Linked DNA regions of Homo sapiens: region 1 is linked to region 2. A link is a loop called in an ENCODE intact Hi-C map of the cell type or tissue named here. Cell type or tissue: GM12878. All regions are shown on one strand. Links, peaks and the distances in the headings refer to the core of each region. The heading gives the core; the rest is flanking DNA.

What was found. Peaks named below come from ENCODE experiments on the same cell type or tissue, not always from the same donor. Only the 100,000 strongest peaks of a DNase experiment are listed, where the experiment ranks them.
Region 1: a loop joins it to region 2, with 6 times the contacts of the local background. A loop is called at or near these places in 1 of 110 quality-filtered maps.

Annotation. Positions count from the first base shown.
Region 1 is chr13:42,473,283-42,485,246 of GRCh38, reverse strand. All of the region lies in intron 3 of LINC02341 (long intergenic non-protein coding RNA 2341), which reads right to left. Among named protein-coding and RNA genes, the nearest start is that of LINC02341, 54 kb to the right of the region's middle. In GM12878, for the core only: a CTCF peak has its summit at 6,521 (motif pointing right); a DNase peak (open chromatin) is centred at 6,486.
Region 2 is chr13:42,373,158-42,385,121 of GRCh38, reverse strand. No RefSeq gene overlaps it. Among named protein-coding and RNA genes, the nearest start is that of LINC02341, 46 kb to the left of the region's middle. RefSeq lists a silencer at 3,594-3,663 and an enhancer at 7,034-7,113. In GM12878, for the core only: no CTCF peak of the experiment used is centred there; DNase peaks (open chromatin) are centred at 4,140, 4,581, 6,511 and 7,251; H3K4me3 peaks cover 1,091 bases; H3K27ac peaks cover 5,010 bases.

The sequences.
Region 1 (11,964 bases), core at 1,662-9,661, 100 kb before region 2:
CAATACTAATATTTTCTAGTAACTAAGGCCAGTTTTGTGCTAGTAGTCCAAGTATAAAAGGCAGAATCACAAACAACATCAAGCTCTAAACACAAGGGCTGAGTCCTTGAACTAAACAACAGCTTTCAAAAACATACACATCAGTGGAGATAATTAGCAACAGTGTCCGAATTTAAGAGTAACAACACAGCAAAGAAAAATAAGCTGACTATATCAATTGTTGTATGTGGCAGATTGTTGCATTAATAGTCCTCAAAGTTTCACACCAGATTCACATCTCCCTGTAAACCAGTTATTTTCAACTGAAGGCAATTTTTCCATGCAAAGGTCATTGGCAATGTTAGAGACATGTTTGTGTGTTATGGTCTGGGGTGTGTGAAGGTTATGGCCTGAACTGCTACTGATATCTGAGGGGTAGAAGCCAGGAATGCTGTTGAATGTCCTACAATGCACAGGATGGCCCACAAGACAAAGAATTTTCCAGCCCCAATATCAGTAGTGTTGCTGTTCAGAAACCCTGCTGTAAATATACACCTTCCCACATTCACTCTTGGTTTGGCCATGCTATTTTTTTTGGCCAGTGTGGCATTACCAAGTATAACACAAGCAGGGGTGTAAAAAGTGATTGCTCACTGGGGCTTGCTATCTCTGGTTACATTTGGAATCCAGCCACCATGAGAAGAAGCCTGAACTTGTTAAATGCTAGAGACATGGAACACAGTTGCTCCCACTGCCCCTGTCAATCACATGAATTAGACCATCCAGAGCCAATTATCCCTTGGCACACCCACCAGCTACCTGCAGCCATGTGAGTGAACCCAGGCAACTGCCCAGATGAGCATAGACCATATTGACAAACAACAGTATCAGGAGCTAATAAATGATTGTTTTTTTAAGTCACTGCATTTGGAGACAGTTTATTATGAAGCAAAGATATTGTACTTTTGGGAATACAGCACAAGATGCTGTGATCAAAGGACTCAGACATACAATAGTTTAAATAGAAGTTTTCACATAAAAGTCCAGGACTCCTCAACACAGGTTTTCCATCTCTGAGTCCAAAGTGGCTCCTCCAGTTCCCGCTATCACAACTACATCTCAGTCAGCAGAAAGGGAGAAGACACAATGGATGTTCACATAACAATCCTTTCAGGTCAGGACTTGAATGTGCCACATATCATTTTTGTTCATATCCCATCGCCAAAACATAATCACATGGCCACATCTAGCTGCAATAAGAAGCTGAGAAATACTGACTTTAGCTGTGGCAAAATTCTTTGTGCTTAGGAAAACAATCCAGTAGAGTAGAAGAAAAGAAGAATGAATTTTGGAAAACAGTTGACTGCTATAGTGATTTAAACTTCTCACGAAAAATTGTTAATTACATGTACATATCAGATGAGGTGGTCAGGTGGTAGCCTGGGCTATCCAGAAAACTGCTTCAATCCTCCATTTCACTTTGCCATGTCACTTTAAAAATCACTTGCACTTGAATCTGTAACACGATTTATATTTTTTAATGGGGAAAAAGTTGATTTCCATCACAGTAGAAGATAACATGAATTTTCTTAACACAAATATTTTCTTCTAATTTCCACTATGAAATCCGATTATTTTCCCAAGGAAATATTCCCAGTATGTGGAAGTTTTTAAAGCAAAAGTGAGCACCCAGGCCATAGCCTTTGGAATGCTTTAGCATCATTTTTCCATTTTTATCATCTCTCACAAATTTTCTCTGGTATTATCTAATCCACAGAAAATTTTACACACCTGGGTACCAGATCATAAGGCCTTCTGGACCCTAGTAAGGGTTTAGCTTTAACAGGGTAATATAACCAACATAAAAGAAAACTAGACAAAATGTATGAATGAGAGTACACAGAAAAGGAAATATGAATGACCTATAAACCTAGAAACATGTGTGTCCTCCCTCCATTGAAGAAATAGAAATCAAAAACTACACCGAAATACCACTTTTCACTTATACAATTATATGCTTGATAACACATTGTTGGTGAGAATGTAGATAGTTACTCTTATTCATTGCTAATAGGACTATAAATTGTTTAATCCTAGAGAAAAATTATCAGGAACTGTATAATTTTAAAAATGTATATACTCTTTGAGGGGCCGGGTGCGGTGGCTCACACCTGTAATCCCAGCACTTTGGGAGGCCGAGGTGGGTGGATCATGACGTCAGGAGATCGAGACCATCCTGGCTAACACGGTGAAACCCCATCTCTACTAAAAATACAAAAAATTAGCCAGACATGGTGGCGGGCGCCTGTAGTCCCAGCTACTCAGGAGGCTGAGGCAGGAGAAAGGCGTGAACCCGGGAGGCGGAGGTTGCAGTGAGCCGAGATTGCACCACTGCACTCCAGCCTGGGCGACAGAGCGAGACTCCACCTCAAAAAAAAAAAAAAAAGTATATACCCTTTGAGTTAATAATTCCATTTCTAGAAATTTATCTTACTAATATATTTATACACATAATGCTTTAAGATGTTTTTCTGAAGCTTTGTTTGGCCAAGGGAAAAGAGGGAAAAACCTAACTGTTTATTAGCAGGGGATTTGTTAATCATAGTACATCCACACAATGGAATATTATATAGCTATAAAGAAGAACCAATATTAAATAATTTCTGAAATACTCTTTTAATTTAAAAAGGCATAGAGGTATAGAACACTGTGCATAATGCTGTCATTTGTTTAAAAGGAAGAGAATGTTTGAAACTACACAAAATCGTTAGAAGAATAAATGAGTTGACACCAGTGCTTACCTCTTGGGGGAGATGGGAACCAGGCTGACACAGGATAGAAAAGGAGTGTAAATTTTTCAATAAACATATTTTTATATTTTTTTATATTTGAACCATGTGAAGATATTTTCTCTTCAAAGAAAATTACACAGGGTTTGGTGGGTTTTTTGGTTGTCTTTCTTTGTGTTTGAGTCGGATTCTGTCTCTGTTGCCCAGGCTGGAGTGCAGTGGTGTAATCTCAGCTCACTGCAACCTCCACCTCCCAGGCTCAAGTGACTCTTCTGCCTCAGCCTCCTGAGTAGCTGGGACTACAAGAATGCTCCACCACACCTGACCAATTTTTATATTTTTAGTAGAGAGAGTTTCACTATGTTGGCCAGGCTGGTCTTGAACTCCTGACCTCAAGTGATCTATCTGCCCACCTCGGCCTCCCAAAGTGCTGGGATTACAGGCATGAGCCACCATGCCCGGCCTACACAGGGCTTGTTTTTAAGTGAAAAGTACTATATCGCTTGTTGAAGATACTGTATTATATTAATGCAGCCTAAAATTATATTTCTTTATTTTTAATCATTACATCATATTGAGATCTTAGTAAATTAAAGCCTCTATCTCCTTTCTGGATGTACTGCTCTTATATCAAGTCCTTTTATTTGTACCTACTTGATTTTTTTCATCCAAACATACAGCTGTTTTTAAAAAGCTTAAAAACTTTGGCCGGGCGCGGTGGCTCACTCCTGTAATCCTAGCACCTTGGGAGGCTGAGGCGGGTGGATCACGAGGTCAGGAGATCGAGACCATCCTGGCTAACATGGTGAAACTCCGTCTCTACTAAAAATACAAAAAAAAATCAGCCAGGTGTGGTGGCGGGTGCTTGTAGTCCCAGCTACTCAGGAGGCTGAGGCAGGAGAATGGCGTGAACCTGGGAGGCGGAGCTTGCAGTGAGCCGAGATCGTGCCACTGCACTCCAGCCTGGGCGACAGAGACTCCTGTCTCAAAAAAAAAAAAAAAAAAAACTTAAAGTAAGCTCCCTCCTGTCATTTGCATTTCCTACCATTTTTAATAAGTAAAATCCAGAATAGCACATACTTCCAACAATTATTTACCAATTATTGAGATACTAAAACTAATATTCTGGTACTAAGTTAAATTCTGTGGGTGATACAAAGATTTCATATATGTATAAATGTATATTATATATGTAAATTTTATGTATGTAAATGTATATTGTGTGTGTGTGTGTATATATATAAGTATGTGTGTATACACATACACACATATGCCACAGCTTATATATGATAGTCATATGGTTAAAGTTCTTAGATATACTACTTATTTTTTTTCTTTCTTTCTTTTTTTTTTTTTCTTTTTGAGACAGAGTCTCACTGGTCACCCACCTGGAGTGCAGTGGCATGATCTTGGCTCACTGCAAGCTCCGCCTGCTGTGTTCACGCCATTCTCCTGCCTCAGCCTCCTGAAGCTGGGACTACAGGTGCCCGCCACAATGCCTGGCTAATTTTTTGTATTTTTAGTAGAGACGGGGTTTCACAGTGTTAGCCAGGATGGTCTCAATCTCCTGACCTCGTGATCCGCCCACCTCGGCCTCCCAAAGTGCTGGGATTACAGGCCTGAGCCACCATGCCTGGCCTACTACTTATATTTTTAAACATTTTGAGTAAAATCTCAATTTGCATTTTCTTAGAAACTTCCAAGTATACAAGGCAGATTTACAAATAGGCAATCTATTTTTAGGGGCTCTCAGCTCTGTCATTCAAAAGAAACAGAATGGTAATTCCTTTCAATAAAAACTAAGCCATCTTTTCCCTAAAATTAAACACATTTCACATAGTTATTAAAACTGGTGAATTTGAGAAGTATATATAATTTTACAGCAATGGCAATAATAAAACTGATTTTTCATCAGGTTTTTTAAAGAGCACGTGCTCATTGCAGAAAACTTGTAAAATACACAGACCTACAAAGAAGAAAATTAATGTCACCTGTAATCTCACGAGTTAGAGATACCCACTGCTAACATTCCAGTTCACCACCAGCCAGTCATCCTAACCAGTCAACATTAACTCCATGTCAAACCATCAGCTTTGACTTTTGTCAGTGTTCTAAAGCTGACTGGAGTTCATTCTCTCATTTCTCAGTAGATGAGAAAACTAAGACTGGTTTTCTCATCTACTCATGAGACCTTCAGCAACTCAGCTTTACCTCCAGATATTGGTTTAACCTAGAAGATCAAGAGAGGCAAGAGATTCATCCAGAGTGTGGGAGTGGGGAGGGCAGGTTCCACATCAGAAGGAAGGGCAGCACTTCCCTTCCCCTGCCTGTCCAGCACATTTTGGGATGTCTTGTGTCTGCTCATCCAAGTCTCCTCTGCCTCCCCTTTAGGCCACATCATGGGTGTGGCTCCGAGTTATGAGTTCTGACCAGCACCCAGAAAGGGATGGAAATTCCTGGAATTAGGGGTAGAGAGAAGGAAGGGCAGAAAACAAAGGGGATAAGTAAAGCAATCTTCTCGACCAACATGCATTTCTTCAAGGCCTAAAGTGGAAAAACACAAGAATCAGTGATAAGTGATGATAGAGCATTGATAAAATATGGGGAAATCAGAAACATCTTAACTACAGTTCACTTCTATTATCTGAGTATAATAAAACTATCTGCACTTTAATGTCTGTGAATCCATGACTACTCATCCTCAGTTTCTCCTTCCTCAGCTCCCATGGCACTCTATCACCAAATCCTGTCAATCACATTGGCCTTAAATGTAATGCTTTCTATCTCCACTGCCACCATAATCTTTCACGAGAATGTATCTGGTCTCCCTGCTTCCACACCTGCCTCCCACAATCAGTGGTCTTTGGGAAAAGAAAGACCATGGCATATCAGTTTCCTGGTCAAAACTCATCAAACTTCCCAGTTGCCCAAATGCTGGGCATGCCCCACAAGGTCCCATGTGATCTGGCTGCCAACCTGCAACTTCATCCCACTGCTCTTGCTCTCACCCTCGACTCCAGCCCCCTGATCTTCTTCCAGGTCCTTCCACAGGCCGGTCTCTCCCCTCTCGGGGCCTTCCACAAGCTCATCTCTGCCTGGAGGCACCTCCCATGTCTCTGCTACCACTCCCTTCTTAATCTTTAGGTCTCAGTTTAAACATCACAGAGAGTAACAAGGAATCACACCTAGGTGTTAAGAAACACATCAAAATGTTACAGTTCTTTCTCCGGGGAGAGATTCTGGAGGGTTTGTTTTTTTTTAATACTAACGTGTATTTCCTAAATTAACTACAATTAAATAAAACTATCTGCACTTTAATGTCTGTGAATCCATGACTACTCATCCTCAGTTTCTCCTTCCTCAGCTCCCATGGCACTCTATCACCAAATCCTGTCAATCACATTGGCCTTAAATGTAATGCTTGTTGTTTTCACAATCAGAAAAAAAAAAAAACAAAAAAACCTCTGTTAATCATTTTCCTAGCCTGCAGAGTGTTGTCATAGTTGATGGTCCCAGCACCTCTGTGAAGTAAGGTAGTACAGGCACAACACCTCACTGCTGCTGCGCTTCGCACTTCTGCCACTCTGTCTTTCTCCAGGAGCAGCATCTCCCTGTTTCCAGATACTCTTTCATTGCCTCATGTGACCAAACACACTTTCCCCTTTGTTCAGAATGCACTCACCCTGCTCCTGCTCCAAGTCTTGACAGAATCCCAGCTCATCTTTTTAGCTCAGCGCAAAACATCACCTCTAGATGGAGCTTAAGGTCCCAGCAGAATAACTTTCTTTGGCCTCCATATTCCAATGACTCTGGGTTCTTTTCTCTGCAAGAGCACCTTGTTCTTTGCTCTGGGATTTGTCCCTGAATAATGACTCTGTTCCCTGGAACAGGAGCAGGACCCAGTCTGTCTTCTTCCCCATTGTACCCCCAGGACCCAGGCCAGTGCCTAGCAGGGAGAAAATATTCAACTGCTGTGGCTGTGTATTGAATGAATAAATGAACTCGATTATACAGGTAAGGAAATTGAGGCACAAAGACTTAAGTAATCTGATAAATTTGCAACCTCTTCACTCATTTTCTTTTTAATTTGAGAGATACTTCAATACAAAATAAAGTTATTAAAATAGGAACAGGACCAAATTTAAAATACATTGAAAACATTCAAGGGCCCAGCTTATAAATGGTGAAGCAGAATATGCAGAGGCTTCCTGACTACAAGCTCAGTGCTTTTCAACTGCACCATGCTTTACCAAAAGTGGGTCTATGTAATCTGTTGTTGACTGGCAGGGTTTATCTCTTATTTATTGTTTAGGTGACTTCAATCTTCAGAGTTGAACCAGAATACACTCGGGGCAGCATGTTTTCCCACTAATATTTTGCTACAGACACAACCGTGAAACCTATGGCTTCTGTCCAATGAACCCCCTCAGTCACCACAATTGCACAATGAAGCACATGCAATGTATAAACAAAATGGCTTGAAACACAGAACATAGACTTAGAAGTTACAGCCACATAAAGCAGTGAGATACTTAAGCTAGTGTGACCCCTGACTGTTCTGAACACGCCGACCAACACATTTATCCAGTGGCCAGTTGGCCCCCAGAAAGCAGCTCACCGACATGACTTGGCAGTACTCCCTGGGGCTACACTCATTCCTGGTGGCACCAGGCAGGGCGCCAGGCATCACCCTCTGCATGCGAGACAGCAGGGCAAGGTGCCCAAGGCTTTGAGACAAAAACATCTGTCGAAGTCACCAAGTTGTCGGTTGTCTGAGTTCACCCCGCTGGGTGAGTACACTGCCAGGCCAATTCCAGGATCAGTCCCTGTCCCTGTGAGGGACATTGCAAGCTCCAGAACCCAAGCCCAAGGGTCAGCTGACATGGAAACAAATGCAAAAGCCTCCCCATCACCATCAGCAGGTGGATAAGGGTTGGGGGCAGAAGCTAAGCCCCTCCTGACTCATGCTAAGATCCGAAACATAAGGCTTGAGCCATTTCTAGATGACAGCAAAGCAACTTGTAGAAATGCAAATTAAAAAAACTTGTCTCATAATCTTTTTTTTTAACTGTGCCTTTTCAACAAGATGCCAAATAATAGATTGATTAATTTTTTTTTTTTTTTTTTCACAGAAAAGACTGCTTCTGGAAGTGGGCTTTTTCCTTTTTTGTTGTCTTATTTTGTTGGTTTTTTAATAGGCTTAGAACAATTCAGGGACAGAAGGGTCCTTAAATATCATCCCCTCCAGCCCCCTGACCCATGGAGTGGCTGCAGTGTTTTCTACTGATTTAGTCACTACTGTGCTTTATAACAGAGGCATCAAGATATGCAAGAATCAGGCAGAGCAAGTGTTAGCTAAAGCAAGCTAGCTCACCTTACCAGAAGGAATTTAAAGTTCAGAATCAAATTCCTTACGAATGAACTGTCCAAAGGGATTCCTAATCACTTTGCCATTCGATGCACCACCTTATTTTTTTTTATTTTTATTATTATTTTTTTTTAGTATTTATTGATCATTCTTGGGTGTTTCTCAGAGAGGGGGATGTGGCAGAGTCATAGGATAATAGTGGAGAGAAGGTCAGCAGATAAACACGTGAACAAAGGTCTCTGGTTTTCCTAGGCAGAGGACCCTTTGGCCTTCCGCAGTGTTTGTGTCCCTGGGTACTTGAGATTAGGGAGTGGTGATGACTCTTAACCAGTATGCTGCCTTCAAGCATCTGTTTAACAAAGCACATCTTGCACCGCCCTTAATCCATTTAACCCTGAGTGGACACAGCACATGTTTCAGAGAGCATGGGGTTGGGGGTAAGGTTATAGATTAACAGCATCCCAAGGCAGAAGAATTTTTCTTAGTACAGAACAAAATGGAGTCTCCTATGTCTACTTCTTTCTACACAGACACAGTAACAATCTGATCTCTCTTTCTTTTCCCCACATTTCCCCCTTTTCTTTTCAACAAAACCCCCATCGTCATCATGGCCCATTCTCGATGGTCGCTGTCTCTTCGGAGCTGTTGGGTACACCTCCCAGACGGGGCGGCCGGGCGGAGGCGCTCCCCACCTCCCAGACGGGGCGGCCGGGCGGAGGCGCTCCCCACCTCCCAGACGGGGCGGCCGGGCGGAGGCGCTCCCCACCTCCCAGACGGGGCGGCCGGGCGGAGACGCTCCTCACCTCCCAGATGGGGCGGCCGGGCAGAGGCGCTCCTCACTTCCCAGATGGCACCACCTTATTTTTATAATCAGAATGGATACCTACTTCACATGATGCTTATGCCTATATTGCAATCTGTAGAAATAATGTGATTATTTGGAGGGTAATAGCAATATGACCAATTTATTTCCAAACATCCTATTTGCTAGTCAGCAAATGAATCAATACACAGTAACTTTTCCTGTGTGGTCTACTTCCCATGTGCACATCTATATTTGTTTATTCATTCAATCAAAATACTTATATTCCCACTATACATTAGGCACCATGCCAGACACTAGATTTATATAATGCTGCATAAGAGACAGAACCTTCCCTCAGGAAACTTTAGCTGGAGACTCTTCATCCATCAAATCTGTCCGTTCTAAACATGGGGAAGGTATAGACACTCCAGGTTCATGATGCACAGAGGTGGTAGAGCAGAAACCATGACCATGCTGGCCTCAAGAGAGCCCAACACTAGCCTCAGAGAACTCAGGGGAAGCACTGGTATTTGTAACATATGTCTTTGGTTGTTTTTCTATTTTAAATCACTCACCTCGAGTCAGGTTATAAATTCTTCAAGATTAAAATGAATAGTCATCACAATGCAATAGCAGAGTTTTATGTACTGGGTAATAAGAAGTCATAAAGCTCATCACAGGAAGAGTGCCATAATGCAAATAGCATCCCCCAAATCAAAGGCCAAATCTGGATCATAAGGCTGATCCTTTGTAGCTTGCAAAGTTGGTTGCTGCAAATGTATCACTAGAACTGTGTGACAGCGACAGTCACCTAAAATGGAATTTTACCTGGTCAATGTCACTTTTATTTTAATCATCCCCAGCTCAGTATCCTTGGTGTGATCTCTCTATAGGCAAATCTTTTTCCCTTGGTTTTTCATGTGTATAAATTCAGAACCTATTTTCCAAATGGGCATTTGGCTGTGTGATTTGGCTCACTCACACAACTAAGATGGCAGAAGTATCCTGAACTCTACGTGTAGTCCACGGAGACATTCCATGCGGATGTACTGTTTCACAGGAAGCTAGCTGTTGGGTTAAGAAAACATATAGGCCAAACATACAATGACATCAGGCCTCCTTCCCTGACGCCAGCTGCGTGTTTGATGTGGTGACATTCTAAAGCCATGTGATGCCAATTTCAGTTGTATGATTCATATTGTTAACCTTTGGAAATGCTGAACATAAATGAATGACCCTAAATTCTACCCAGCTGTACAAGAAGCACTATTTGTAAATAGTCTCTTCCCTGTCATCATCCTCTAACTTAAAGAAATTCTTTAGTTAGTTCAGCAATGTAGGCAATTAGTTCAATAGTTCATCAAGCAACTACAGTCACAACTTGCAAATTGCTTTAGCTCAGCTCCCCTCTGCTAACAATGGACCTAATCAGCATTTATCCTATAGTATCATTATCCAAAAATATCTGCTTAACAGAAGTGAATCAGAAGCAATAGCTTCAAGGATTGGAAGTCAACCAAGTTCCCTTTATGCTAGCCCCTCATCACCAAGAAAGAAGACATCCTTCAAATCCATTATGAATTATCATTTGAATTCTCACACACTCTTCTATCATGCAACAACAGAGAGTGTTTGGAGAGATGGGCCAGTACCATCCTGAGATCATTTGCTGTCCTTTCAAAATAAAATATGAGAAATGCTAGCATAGTTTTGATGCTGATTAGATTTCCCATGACCTATGTTCAGAAAAGTCATAAGCAATGGCACTTGTCTTGAAAATCTTTTTCTGATACAGACTCGTGAAGTAGGAATAATTTTGATATCTATGTAGAATGTTAACTTTAGTGCAATAGAAAAATTAATGAGCACGCACCATGCAACATGTAAGTGTTCAATGAGTCCTTACAACAGGGATGGTAGCAGAGGTCAAATGTTTATAGCAATACTTCTGAGAGTAACTCATGGCTTAATTCTTTTATTAACACTTCTAGTCATAATTCCCGAACAAGCAAGACAGTGAGTAATTGACCCAAATTCAATCTTCATTGCATTTTTCCCCACATCTTTCATTCTCAAAAGACCAGTCAGCTTGATTTTTAATTTTTTGGGATATCTCAAATAGACAGACTTCATATAAAGTATCCATTTTAAGCACATAGTGAATTCCAGATGTGATCACAACTGCATATCTAAAGAGCCACCTGATGCTGACTGAGCATTTCCTCTGTGTCAGCCACCATGTTTAGTGCTTTATGGACCAGTTCTCTTAATCTCACACCAGCCCTATTGTTTTATATGATATTGTATTATATATTATTTTAGGTTATTTTTCTATTATTATTCCTGTTTCTTAGATGATGAGACTGAATCACAGAGATTTTCGTTACCTCTCTGCAGTCAGATAGCAAGTAAACAGCAGAGTTGGGGTTGAGATCCAGGTTTTAGAGGCTGTGAAATGTCTAAGCATTTAACCCTTAACCTTGTATGAATGAATTCTTGAGAGCAATTGTATCACCTTCACGTTTCTTCCAGTGCAAAGAATACCATTTAACTCATTTCACATTGGCCAGTGATTGAAGTGTGGTAGAAAGTGGCTGATTGATCATTTGCCAAATGACGCATTAAAATCAGGAAACCTGAGCTGGTGTTGCTGCCACGGAAACTGACCAGAAGAATTTTCTGATAGTTGAGAAACTACTGGGGCAAGAGAGAGGTCCCCACCGGTTAACACGCTTGCTTAAAATTAAACAAAATCGGCTGGGTGCAGTGGCTCATGCCTGTAATCCCAGCACTTTGGGAGGCTGAGGTGGGCGGATCATGAGGTCAGGAGTTCGAGACCAGCCTGACCAACATGGTGAAACCCCACGTCTACTAAAAATACCAAAAAAAAAAAAATTAGCCAGATGTGGTGGCACGCACCTGTAATCCCAGCTACTCAGGAGGCCGAGGCAGGAGAATCGCTTGAACCCGGGAAGCAGAGGTTGCAATGAGCCAAGATTGCGCCACTGCGCTCCAGCCTGTGC
Region 2 (11,964 bases), core at 3,788-11,787:
CATCACACTCTGGGGACTGTTGTAGGGGGGAGGGGGGAGGGATAGCATTGGGAGATATACCTAATGCTAGAGGACGAGTTAGTGGGTGCAGCACACCAGCATGGCACATGTATACGTATGTAACTAACCTGCACAATGTGCACATGTACCCTAAAACTTAAAAGTATAATAAAAAAATAAATAAAATAAATAAATAAATAAAATAAAATAAAATAAAATTACCCAGCCTCAGTTATTTCTTTACAAGTAATGCAAAAACGGCCTAATACATCATACCTTCTTCTTCCCATCTTCCTCTCCCTCATCTCTGAGGCCTGGGATAGAATTTGCATAGTTTACCAGGTTGCAATAGTCGAGGTTGGGATATAATAGTATAAGATTCTGTCTCCTAGCTCTCATCACCCAGCACGGCTGTGGCTTTGGAGATATGGAGTAACTTGGATGCTTCTGATAGGAAACCTTCTTAAGAAATTTAGTTCAGCTTAGTGAAGGGCATAAAATTCATGAAGATACTAAGGTGTTTCCTCCCACCTTAAGCTAAGCTACATATGGTAATAAATCATTTTCATGAGAGAACAGCTTTGTGCAGCCATTCTGGAAAGCAATCTGGCACTACTTAAGCAAACTGACTACTTAGTTACACTGTATGACTCACCAATTCCACTGCAGGTGTGTGAGTCCATGAGGGAAGCTGTATGAGAATGGTCATCGTGGCAGAGACTTGGAGGCAGTCTTGGTGTCCATTGGCTGAGTAGATAGGTGAAAGGGGTTACACGCACCATGAAGACTCTTCAACAAGTAGAAGCTAAGAACCAGATGTACGCACATCATTATGAATAGATCTTTAAAACACAGTACTGAGTTTCTGAAAAGGAAATAAACAGAATACAATATTTAGCACAATATTTACATAATTAACAATACCTGCCCATGTAATTGACCACCATTGGAGAATGCAAGGGAATCAACTTATTAGTTTTTAAAACTGGTAAGTAAAAGGGAAGAATCAAGCATTTATTCTGATCCCTTTCTAAAATATACCATGGATAGTCAAACAATACAAGGAGAAGTTTTTTCTTATAGAAATATTCCAGCTAGTAAACAAAGAAGAAATCCCAGAATTACAATATCATCAGTTTGCAAACTCAACTGTGGCAAATAGACTCTAAGACAGCCTGCAATTATCCCTGATACTTACACCATTGTGCAATCCCCTCCCCTTGAGTGTGGATGGGACCTGTGATTTACTTCCAACCAACACAATATGTAAAAGCTATGGGTGTCACTTCCATGATTATGTTACATACAATTGTAGCCTCTCTCTTGCTAGCAGGCTTTCTCTATGGGTCTCTGTACTGCTGAAGTTGATGAACTAAGCTGCTATATGGGGAGGCTCACAGGGCAAGCAACTAACGGTGGCCTCTGACCAACAGCCAGCAAGGAAATGAGGCCCTTAGTTAGACAACCCCCAAAGAATGAAATCCTGCCAACAGCCACATAAACTTGAAAGGGGATCCTATATTAGTCAAGCCTCAGGTGACACCCCAGCCCTGGTCAACACCTTGTTTGCAGACTTCTGAGACATCTGGAAGCAGAGGAATCAGCTGATTCATGCCTGGATTTTGATCCATAAACACTGAGATAATTAATATGTTTTGCTATAAACCACTAAGTTTGCATCAATAGTGTTACACAGCAATAGATAAGTAATACAAAAATAAATAGTCCTAGGCTTTGATCATCAGTGGCTGCTAATGTCACATAAAAAAGAGACAACCACGTTATGCACATCCTGACGAAAGAACACAAGACAAACCATGAAACAGTCTTGTTAAAAAAATTAAATACAGATGTGATGAGATCCCTAGATTCAGCTACCAACTCAAAGAAACTACAAAAGAACGGAGGAACTCGTTAAACTACACCACAGGGACGCAATCAGCAAAATCTACACTTTGTTAAATTCTACGGGACAAAAGACCTGAGTTTCTCAACAAACAAACTGTAGGGGAAAAAAGAAACAGATTCGGTAAGAAACCTGCTAATTAAAAGAGACTTATAGAAATATAAACCAATCACTATGTTTAATCACTATGTTTGGGCCTTATTTAAATCTGGACTCATATAAACAAACTGTGGAAAAAATAACAGTCATTAGAAGATTGGAAATTTGAGGATTAGCTTTTTGATATTAAGAAAACATTGTTCTTTTAAAGCTATTGATGAGGATTTTGTGGTTGTGTTATCTTGCAGAAAAACACACTCAAATACTTATGGGAGAAATGATCTGATGTGTGGAAGGCAGGCAGTGGATGGGATGTAGATGAAGTAGGACTGGCCATGGCCTGATGGTAGTTAAGGATGAATGATGGGCACACGGGATTTATTATATTCTTCTATGTCTTTTTGGATATGTTCAAAATTCCCCTCCACAATAAAAAGTTTTTAAAATAACATACAAACAAGAAAACAACAAACACTTTGAAAGAACACTCAGAAACAAAAAAGCACAAACATTAGACAAGCTGCATATAAGGGGGGAGAATAACAACAGTGCAGAATGGGGATTAAAAAAATGAATGACTAAGCAAATGAATACACAAACTAAGTGAGGGCGCCAGTGAACTAATGATGACGGTGATTATACACAGAAGAGTATGATTAACTCAACCCGCTACTCACTCAGGTCCAAAAGAAAAAAATTTCTCGGGGCTTTGTTAGAAGCTCCCCAGCCTGCCCCTTGTCTGAAGCCTGATGCTAGGACTGAGTACTTCTCTAAACTTCATCCATTTCCTGGAGGCCACATGCTAATCTAGATGTGCATCACCTGTCCTTCAACGGTCTCCCTTCCTCTCTTAGCTCCGTTCTCTCCCCGCAATACTCCCTGGCCCCCACCCCCCACTGATTTACAATTTTCGTGAAATACAACCTTGTCACTGTTCTGCTCAAGATCCAACAACCGTTTCCCAGTAACCTACAAGATACAACACAGTTAAAATCTGTTTCCCAATATTCAAGACCTTCAACGTCTGGCCTGTCACTCCTTTCCTACTTTCGCCACTTCTCAACATGAACTCATCACCCTACCCAACTCCCAGCACCCCACACTCCTGTTCCCCAGCTCAGCCACAGCCAGCCAACCCAATTACACCCTCCTTAGCACGTGCAGTGGTTCTCCCTTGATTGCTCCTAATCTTGTCTATAACAGGGACACACCCCTCTTAGCTCTGCCCCAAGAGGAGGGGTTGCTAATCTGATTGGGCTGCATCACCAATGCACCAGCGAGTGTGTCCAGGAGTTTGTTCCTTCCAGTGGGTTCGCGGTCTCACTGACTTCAACAATGAAGCCGCGGACCTTTGCAGTGAGTGTTACAGCTCTTAAAAGTGGCAGGGACCCAAAGAGTGAGCAGCAGCAAGATTTATTGTGAAGAGCAAAAGAACAAAGCGTGGAAACGGACCCAAGCAAATTTCTGCTGCTGACTGAGGTGGCCAGCTTTTATTCTCTTATTTGTTCCCGCCCATGTCCTGCTGATTGGTCCATTTTACAGTGTGCTGATTGGTCCATTTTACAGGGTGCTGATTGGTCCATTTTACAAACCTCTAGCTAGCTATAGAGTGCTGAGTGGTGCGTTTTTACAGAGCACTGATTGGTGCATTTTACAAACTTCTAGCTAGCTACAGACCATCCATTGGTGCATTTTTACAGAGCACTGATTGGAGCATTTTACAAACCTCTAGGAAGCTACAGAGTGCTGATTGGTGCATTTTACAATCCTAGCTACAGAGTGCTGAGTGGTGCATTTTACAATCCTCTTGTAAGACAGAAAAGTTCTCCAAGTTCCACTGGACCCAGGAAGTCCTGCTGGCTTCACCTCTCACGAGGGGGCGTGGGCCGCAGCCCCACGCTGGGGTGAGGTTATCTGGCACTGTGGACCTCAGTTGGCTGAGGCCATAAGCAGAATGGAGCTGTTTCCCTAGGGCAGCTGAATCAACTCACTCTCTTTCTAGGGACCTTGTTCATCTCTCATCCCTGAGACAGAATGAGTAAACTGAGGTAGGACTGTCTGGCTCTGAGCTGGCCCAGTCGTCTTGCTCTCTGCCCCCTCCCCTCTGTGCACCCTGCGCTCAAGGGCAGGTGAGTAGGAGGAAGTAGCAGCTTCCCTAAAGCTGTGAGCCAGCTGAGAGCCTCAGCCTCCGCTGAGCAGAGAACCCCCGCCGGTTCTCAGGGCGATTTAAGATGACACGAAGTTTGGTTAAAACCTAAACAGTACTCAAGTGAAAATCGTAAAGAGTGGAAAATGCCCTTAAAAATGTCTTAAACTGTTCCTAGAATACTGCCTGGAATAAAAGGCTATACGTATACAATTCTGTGTCTGTTCTCCCAATTCTTTGTTGGTCATTGTTTCTCTATGACTTTCAATTAATTCTTCAGTTGATTCCTCCACTCTTCCACCAGCCTCGGCCAGGCCTCCTGAACAAAGTGCTTCTCTTCTCTGAGGGAGGCTGGAAAATCATTAAAATCGTTTACAAGAGGGAGGAAGAGAAACCAGGGCTGGCAGTGAGTGGGACAAGGGAACCTCTGGGGTTATGATGAAGTTCTGTTTCTTGACCTTGGCTGTGGTTAATACAGGTGTGCTCACTGTGTCATAATTCATCAAGCTGAACACTGGTGACTGTGCGCTTTTCTGTATGATCATAATACTTCAATTTTTTAAGGTTTATTTTAAACACATAATTCTTCCCCTAAACTTTCTAGCAAGGCTGGACTGTTTGAGGCTTAATGGTCCAGGACCCATGATATCTGCCCTAAGCCCTCTCTGTTTGTTTTCTTTTACCCAGTAGTTGAATTCCAGTAAATTAATTGAGGGTAGGATGAAAGTAAATTATAAAGTAGCTCCATTACTAACTTGCTGTGACTTTTGCAGTTACCATGTTGTACAACAGATCTCTTAAGCATATTCCTTCTTTTAGTTTTAGAAAAATTTAAATATTTTTCTTAGTGTGACAGCTCTTACATAATACTCTAAAATGAATTTCTGTGCTGCTTTTTAACTTTCTACCGTTGGCTACCAAGTTATAACCCGAGAGTACTGTTCTGAGCTACATTGCATCTTCCCCAAATTTATATGTTGAAGTCCTAACCAGCCAGTACCTCAGAATGTGATTGCATTTGGAGATAGGGTATTTAAAAAGGTCATTGCATTAAAACGAGGGCACATAGAGTGGGCCCTAATCCAAAATAACTGGTCTCCTTATAAGAAGAAGAGATAAGGACACAGACAAAGACAGAAGGAAGACCATGTGAAATCACAGAGAGAAGACAGCCACCTACAAGCTAAGGAGGGAGGCCTCAGCAAAAAACAACTCAGCTGACACCTTGATCTTGGACGTACAGCCTCCAGAATTGAAAGAAAATAAATTTCTGTTATTTAAGCCAACTTTATTATGGCAGCCCTAGCAAACCAATATAAGTATCAATCTCCATTGCAAGTGAAGTATTGCTGTAATAAATAACACACAATTTCATTGTGTATGTACCATCTCCAAGTAAACTGGAAACTTTTTGATGTTCGTGAATGTGACTTTTATTCCTTGGACCATCTCATAAAAAAAGCACCATTTATATACATAATAGATGCTCAGTAAATATTTAAAACCCATTTCTTAAACTGCAGGATATATGAAGACCTCTTTGTCTTCCTCTATTTCAGGGTTTCAGCCTTATTGACATTTTGGACTGAATAGTTCTTTGTTGTAGAGGACTGTCCTGCATGTTGTAAGACATTTAGCAGCTTCCTGGGACCTCCCACTAGACACCAGTGGTACAAACCCCCTTCCCATTGTTGTGAAAACCAAAAATGTCTCCAGACATTGTCAAACCTCCCCTGAGATTCAAGCCACTCCTGGTGGAGGACTGATCTATTGTAGCCATTTCTTTTTCTCCTCTTCTTGGATATTCTGTTTCAAGTATTATACAAATCTGGAGATTCCTTAGAGATATGTATTATGAATCCTGAGCATCATCAGGGTAACAAGAAATAAGGCCAAATTTATTGGGGGAGGGTGGCTGGTGCACCTCTGATTATGATTTGGTAGGGCTATTTTGTCAAATCTGGCCTGTAGAAAGAAGTCTCTATAGTAGGACAAGACCAAAGAAAAGACTAAAAATGTCAAGACGGTGGTTTCTGCTGAGTCAGAAGCCCAGGCCTCTCTTCCCAAGATTTCACCTCCTGGACACTGGTCACTAGCTAGGATCAACACAGGCAAGGAGTTATTTCTATCTCCAGTAGGATTGACTATTTTAAATGATTTGCGGATTCAGCCATTTCATAGCAAACAAATCCCACATCACAAAAACCACCAGGGAAATTGCCACTAATGAGTATGCTTGTTAACGACCTTAGTAAAGAAGGCAAGAAGGCAGTGGCTGAAACGGCTGGGCCCCAGAACTGTGGTCTCCCCTCTGAAGCTGGCCTCACACCCTGAGGCTGAGGTTAGTGTGAGAAGACAGTGTGACCTCTCACTTCCTACGCACCTCCCTCCTGGAGAACCATCTCAGGACCTCAGGATTGGCCTCTGGATCTCACCAACTAGTGCCCATGACTTTCATGGGTGTAAAAATAAAATTATGGTGGTAAAGCTCATGGGGTCATCCCATCTACTAAGAATCTGAAAGACTGATGGGTCATGCTTTGTGGCCCAAAACCACAATCTAGTCTGATGGTTCCATTGCCTCTGCCATCTGATATGATATCACACGGAGGGAAGAGGCAGAGCCTAGGAATAAGGCAGCCTGGAGCCAGATTATGGAGGGCTCCATGCCAAAAATACTAAATATAGATTATTTCTGGACTCATAAACTTCCCATGCCAAGAAGTCATTTTCTCTGATGTTTGTGGGGGAAGCATGGACATGGTATTGAAGACACCAGTGATTTAGTTAAATCACAGGAAACTCCTATAATCCCTGTGCTACTAGAATTCCCAGCAATACGTTTATGTAAGTAACTATAACATGAGATAATAAAAAGCTACCTAGAGAGAAGAAGAAGAAGCCCAAAACTCTTCAAGTCTCTTTAGAAGCAAAGGAAGTACTTTTCTGATGCAAAGCTTCGTAGCAGATATAGTAACACTTTCCGTTTCCACTTTCTGAATTACTCATCTCACTATTTACCATCCCAGAGTTACCAAGGGTAACAGTGAGACAAAAATGTACCCCCACTGGGACTAAAAAGGAAGTCTGGGTTGTATTTCACACCTGCTCCCTCTCCTTCAGCTCTGCATTGGGTGACAGATGCAAAACTCCTTCAGATTTGACTAAAGGTAACCCACACTCCTGGAGTTTGAGTGAATACCCACAAGCCACAGGCTAAATATGTCAGAGGGAGTTTTATAGGGGTTCCCACAGCTTCCCCATTTCCTTCCAGCTAAGTAACATGGTGCCCAGGGTTCTTTTGGTGCAGTGCAGCTTGGAGATTTGATATACGCAAAGGGGTGCATCTGTTTCCAGAAGGGCATAGTTAGCTGCCATTGGCCATCATGCTCGACACAAACTACTCCGCGTTCACATCATCACAATTTACATTATCTTCTATATCATTTTCTGTGACACATTAAATTCCCCATGCAAAAGCCATTTTCCTATCTCTTTCCTTTGCTAGAAAAAGAAGTCAATAATGACCACATTGCTTAGTGCTTACAATAGTTTTATTGCTTTTGTACTAGGTTATGATAGACACTGCACAGACATTTTAATTCCATTTAACAAAAATAAAACAGAAATACAACTTTCAAAATGAAATTGAGTACTGGCTAGGCACAGTGACTCACGTGTGTAATCCCAACTCTTTGGGAGGTCAAGAGCAGGGAGTTCAAAACCGGCTTGGGCAACATAGTAAGACCCAATTTCTACAAAAATAGAAAATTAGCTTGGCATGGTGGCATGCTCCTACAGTCCTAGCTACTCAGGAGACTAAGGCAGGAGGATTCATTGAGCACAGATGTTCGAGGCTGCAGTGAGCAAGGATGGGACGTACTGTATTCCAGCCTGGGCAACAGAGCTAGACCCTGTCTCAAGAAAGAAAGACAAAGGGGGTGGGGGGAGGAAGGAAGGAGGGGAAGGAAGGAAAAAAGGAAGGAGGGAAGGAAGGGAGGGAGGGAGGGAACCAAGTACCAGTGCTGAGGACATGTAATATACTAAAAGAGCCTATAATGTGAATTTGAACTTTGTCTGCCACCTTGAAAAAGAGTAATAGAGAAGTCTTTTTTTTTTTTTTAACATATGCTGTGTCTCACAAGCCCTTCATCCAATGGGAAAACAGCAAGTGTGGAAAATTTAGAACACATCTAGTATTAGGGCATAGCCCAAGTTGCTGTAGCAAAGTTACACAAAACACAGTGCCTCAAGCAGAATGGAAAAATATTTCCTTTTAACAGAGGAGCACATAGGTTGTGGGTAAGGCAAGGCCAAGAAGCTGACTCTGCTCCATGAGGTCCTCCAGGGACCCAGGATCATCTTCTGTTTTTAAAAAAAATTAAATCTAATTTCTATAGAGCCAAATACACTTTTCCAAGTGTTTCCACTTGTTGCCCTAGCAACATTCCCTAGAATGTTGCTCTTATCTGCAGCACCTCCTCTTTATTCTGCCCCAAAGGAAGGGTAAAAGAGAGTACAGAGCAATCAGTTTCTTTTTAAAGGGTATTAGCAAGAAGTTGCAACTCACATCCCATTGGCCAGAATTTAATCACATATCTAGCTTAAGTTACCCCAGGAAAAGGAGTTTGTGTGCCCAATTAGAACTTGGAAGATTATAATACAAAAAGGATAAAGGGGGAAATGAATACGATTACTATATGCCACAACATCAAAATCTTTACAAAGCTTGGGGATTGGATTCTTTTCTAATATCTTTCAACAAATGAGAATATAGTACTGGAACGCAATTTGCAAACAACACAGCAAAAGTTTCATGCAATGATAGTCACTTCTGGCATCTTTGTTGTTAATTTTTGTCTATTACTTCGTTCCACTTTTTTGCAAAGATTGGAATCAATTAAAAGCATGAAATTGTCTGTCAAATCTGAGAGACTGATCCCAGATAGTATCTTTGTTATTTCCCTTTAGCACAATCCAAAATTTATTTTCAATGACTCTGGCAATCATAAAATGAAGAAGTCTGTGAAGCAAGAACACTCCAGCCCAAAGCATTTCTGCAGTGTTTGGCAAGGGTCTACAATTCAAGGTTATCTGGTGACCACATCAAATACCTTGTGCTGTTTTTGAACCATATATTTCCTATACTATAAGCTATGACTCTGATCTGATCTTAATTTCCCATGACAACTACAAAAATGCAAGAAGGACATAGTTCTGTAGAATGTCAATATTCCTTTAGGTAATCATTGCTTTTGATGAAATCAAGACTAATTGTTGGCAGAAAAAAAAACTCTGAGTGAAGGAAAATAAAAGATGCTATCAGTGTGTTAATGAAGAGATTTTTATGGTGTGCCTACAAATATATGATGATGTCAGTTCCAAATTATAAAAACAGCAGTTGATACAATGTTTTATCTGTTTAGAAAATGTCAGTGCCTTAGAGCAATAATTGCTATAATCCATTGTCATGATGTATTGTACTGATGGCACAGCAGAAGTAGATATTCTTCCAGCCTCAGTAGTGATAATAATAGTAACAACAACATCAATAATAGTAGTAGTTACATTTTCCTTAATTCTACTCTTTATTGGACACTATGCAAATTACTTTTTATGCAAACTTTCTTATAATTTTCACAATAATATTGCAAGGTAAATAAAATAGGCATCACTCTCAGGAAGCCTCAGTGAACAGGTTGACTAAGCTCATCTGGTAGTTGTGGCAGTGGTGATAATGAAGATACATGAAGTGCATTCTCTGTTCCAGACCATGTACTAAGCACAGTGAAGCTGGGATTCAGAGCCATGGCATCTTTGCCGTGGTGCCTCATAGACACAGGCAGAAGCCAGGTTTGTCACAAGCCACAGGATTCATCCTGCTGTAGGCAGCCACTCAAGTTGCCTCAGAAAGCATAAGTTCTGAGCATGCCAACAAGACTTGAAGTGATGTGACATTCTAAAATTAATCCAATCTATGGGATGGTTAATACCCATTCCATCACATGAAACACCTACTTCATCCTACAATGTATTACATCTGGTCTAAGGGGGATGGATGATGGCCAGACTATATAGCAAAGAAGTGCTGGAATGGAATTTGGGGCTATCAACAGCTGTGCTTTAAGTCAAATTCTCCAAATTTGTCTGAAGCAGATAAATACAATGGTGATCAGAATACCATACTCGACTGCTATAGTTTGAACATGTCCCCTCCAAAATTTAAAATAGTATTAGAAGGTGGGGCCTTTAAGAAGTGATTAGGCCATGAGAGCACCTCTCTCAAGAATGGGATCAGGCACCCTTACAAAACAACTTGACAAAGGGAGTTTGTTCCTCTTTGCCTTCCGCCTTCCTCCATGTGAGGACACAGTGCTCCTCCCTCTGAAGGATGCAGTTTTCAAGGAGCTATCTTGGAAGCAGACAGCAGCCCTCATCAGATGCCCGAACCTGCAGTCAACTTGATCTTGAAACTCTAACCTCCAGAACTGTGAGAAGTAAACTTCTATTCTATATAAATTACCCAGTCTCAGTTATTTTCTTATAGCAGCACAAAATGGACTAGGACACCTCAAGTACTTTGAAGTGGGGGAAAAAAATTAAAGGAAGCATGAACCAAGTGCCACGGGAAGAGATTCCATGTCATTTTATAATTCTTTCCAGTACCTAGCCCAGTGCCTTTCCAATTGTCAGTGCTCAATAAATAATTGTGATTGTATTTTAAGGGGGAAAAACTGAATTAACTATGCAGGTCACTTTATCTGTTTCCTGAATTTTAAATAATTGGGTTTATGACTAGTAAATTGAACAAGGAGATTTTGGTTAGCTGATTACATTGAGGTGATGCTACCTTGCATGATTAAATGGCAGATTTCTACGTTTTGATTTTCTTCCATTAAATAGATAGAAATAAGGACCCTCTTGTTGACAAAGTGGTTTTTTTTTTTTTTTGCAAGCACCTGCATCCACTCATCTAAAATGTAAACTTCCATTTGTAAAACATGTTTTAATAGCTTTTAGAAAGTCATGACAAATGGCTGGAGGAAGGCATAATGAAAGTCAAAAATTGTTATTAACTACTTTGGATATAAGTGAGTTTAAAATAAATTTCCTGAGTTTTATTACTGTCATTATTAGCAGTTGTATTAATATTTACTTGAGTCTTATGTCTTTAATTAAAAAAATTTTAAACCCAGAGAAGTTTTTAGTGTTGCAATGGCTATTAGAATTTTGTCTCCTTTCCACAGAAGCTCACAATGACAAGCTCAACCAAATAATAGAGATTCTGACAGTTTCTAACTCTAAACCTGTATGTCTCAGCATGTGTCTGTCATCATACTTGCCTGGCCACCCACTCGAGGGGACACGGGGTAGGTTCTGTCTGTCTTAGGATTCGTTGTATTTAACCCACTTTACCACAGCCCCTGTAAATTCCCACAAGTTTTTCTAAAAAGAATAATCACCTTAATTTGTAAATTCCTTAAGGGGAAGGATTTTGTATCCTTTTTTCCTTAGTGACTATGAAGTTTCTTCTCTAGGTTTGATGAGTGATCATTAACTTTGATGAAAAGAAACAGGGACCAAAGTGAACCTGTCAGTCATCACATCAGTTGATATGCAAACTGAAGATGATTTAAAGTGATAAATCCTGAGGTAAATAGGTAGCTGCTTCACATTTTAAGTCACACAGTTTCCAAGTCACATCTAGAATTGGCGAGCAACGCCTATATACGCAGGGTCCATTGTTGCCAAAAAAGCCACAACCACAGTGATGAAGCTTATAAACTTGATGAAGATATTCACATCAATTCTG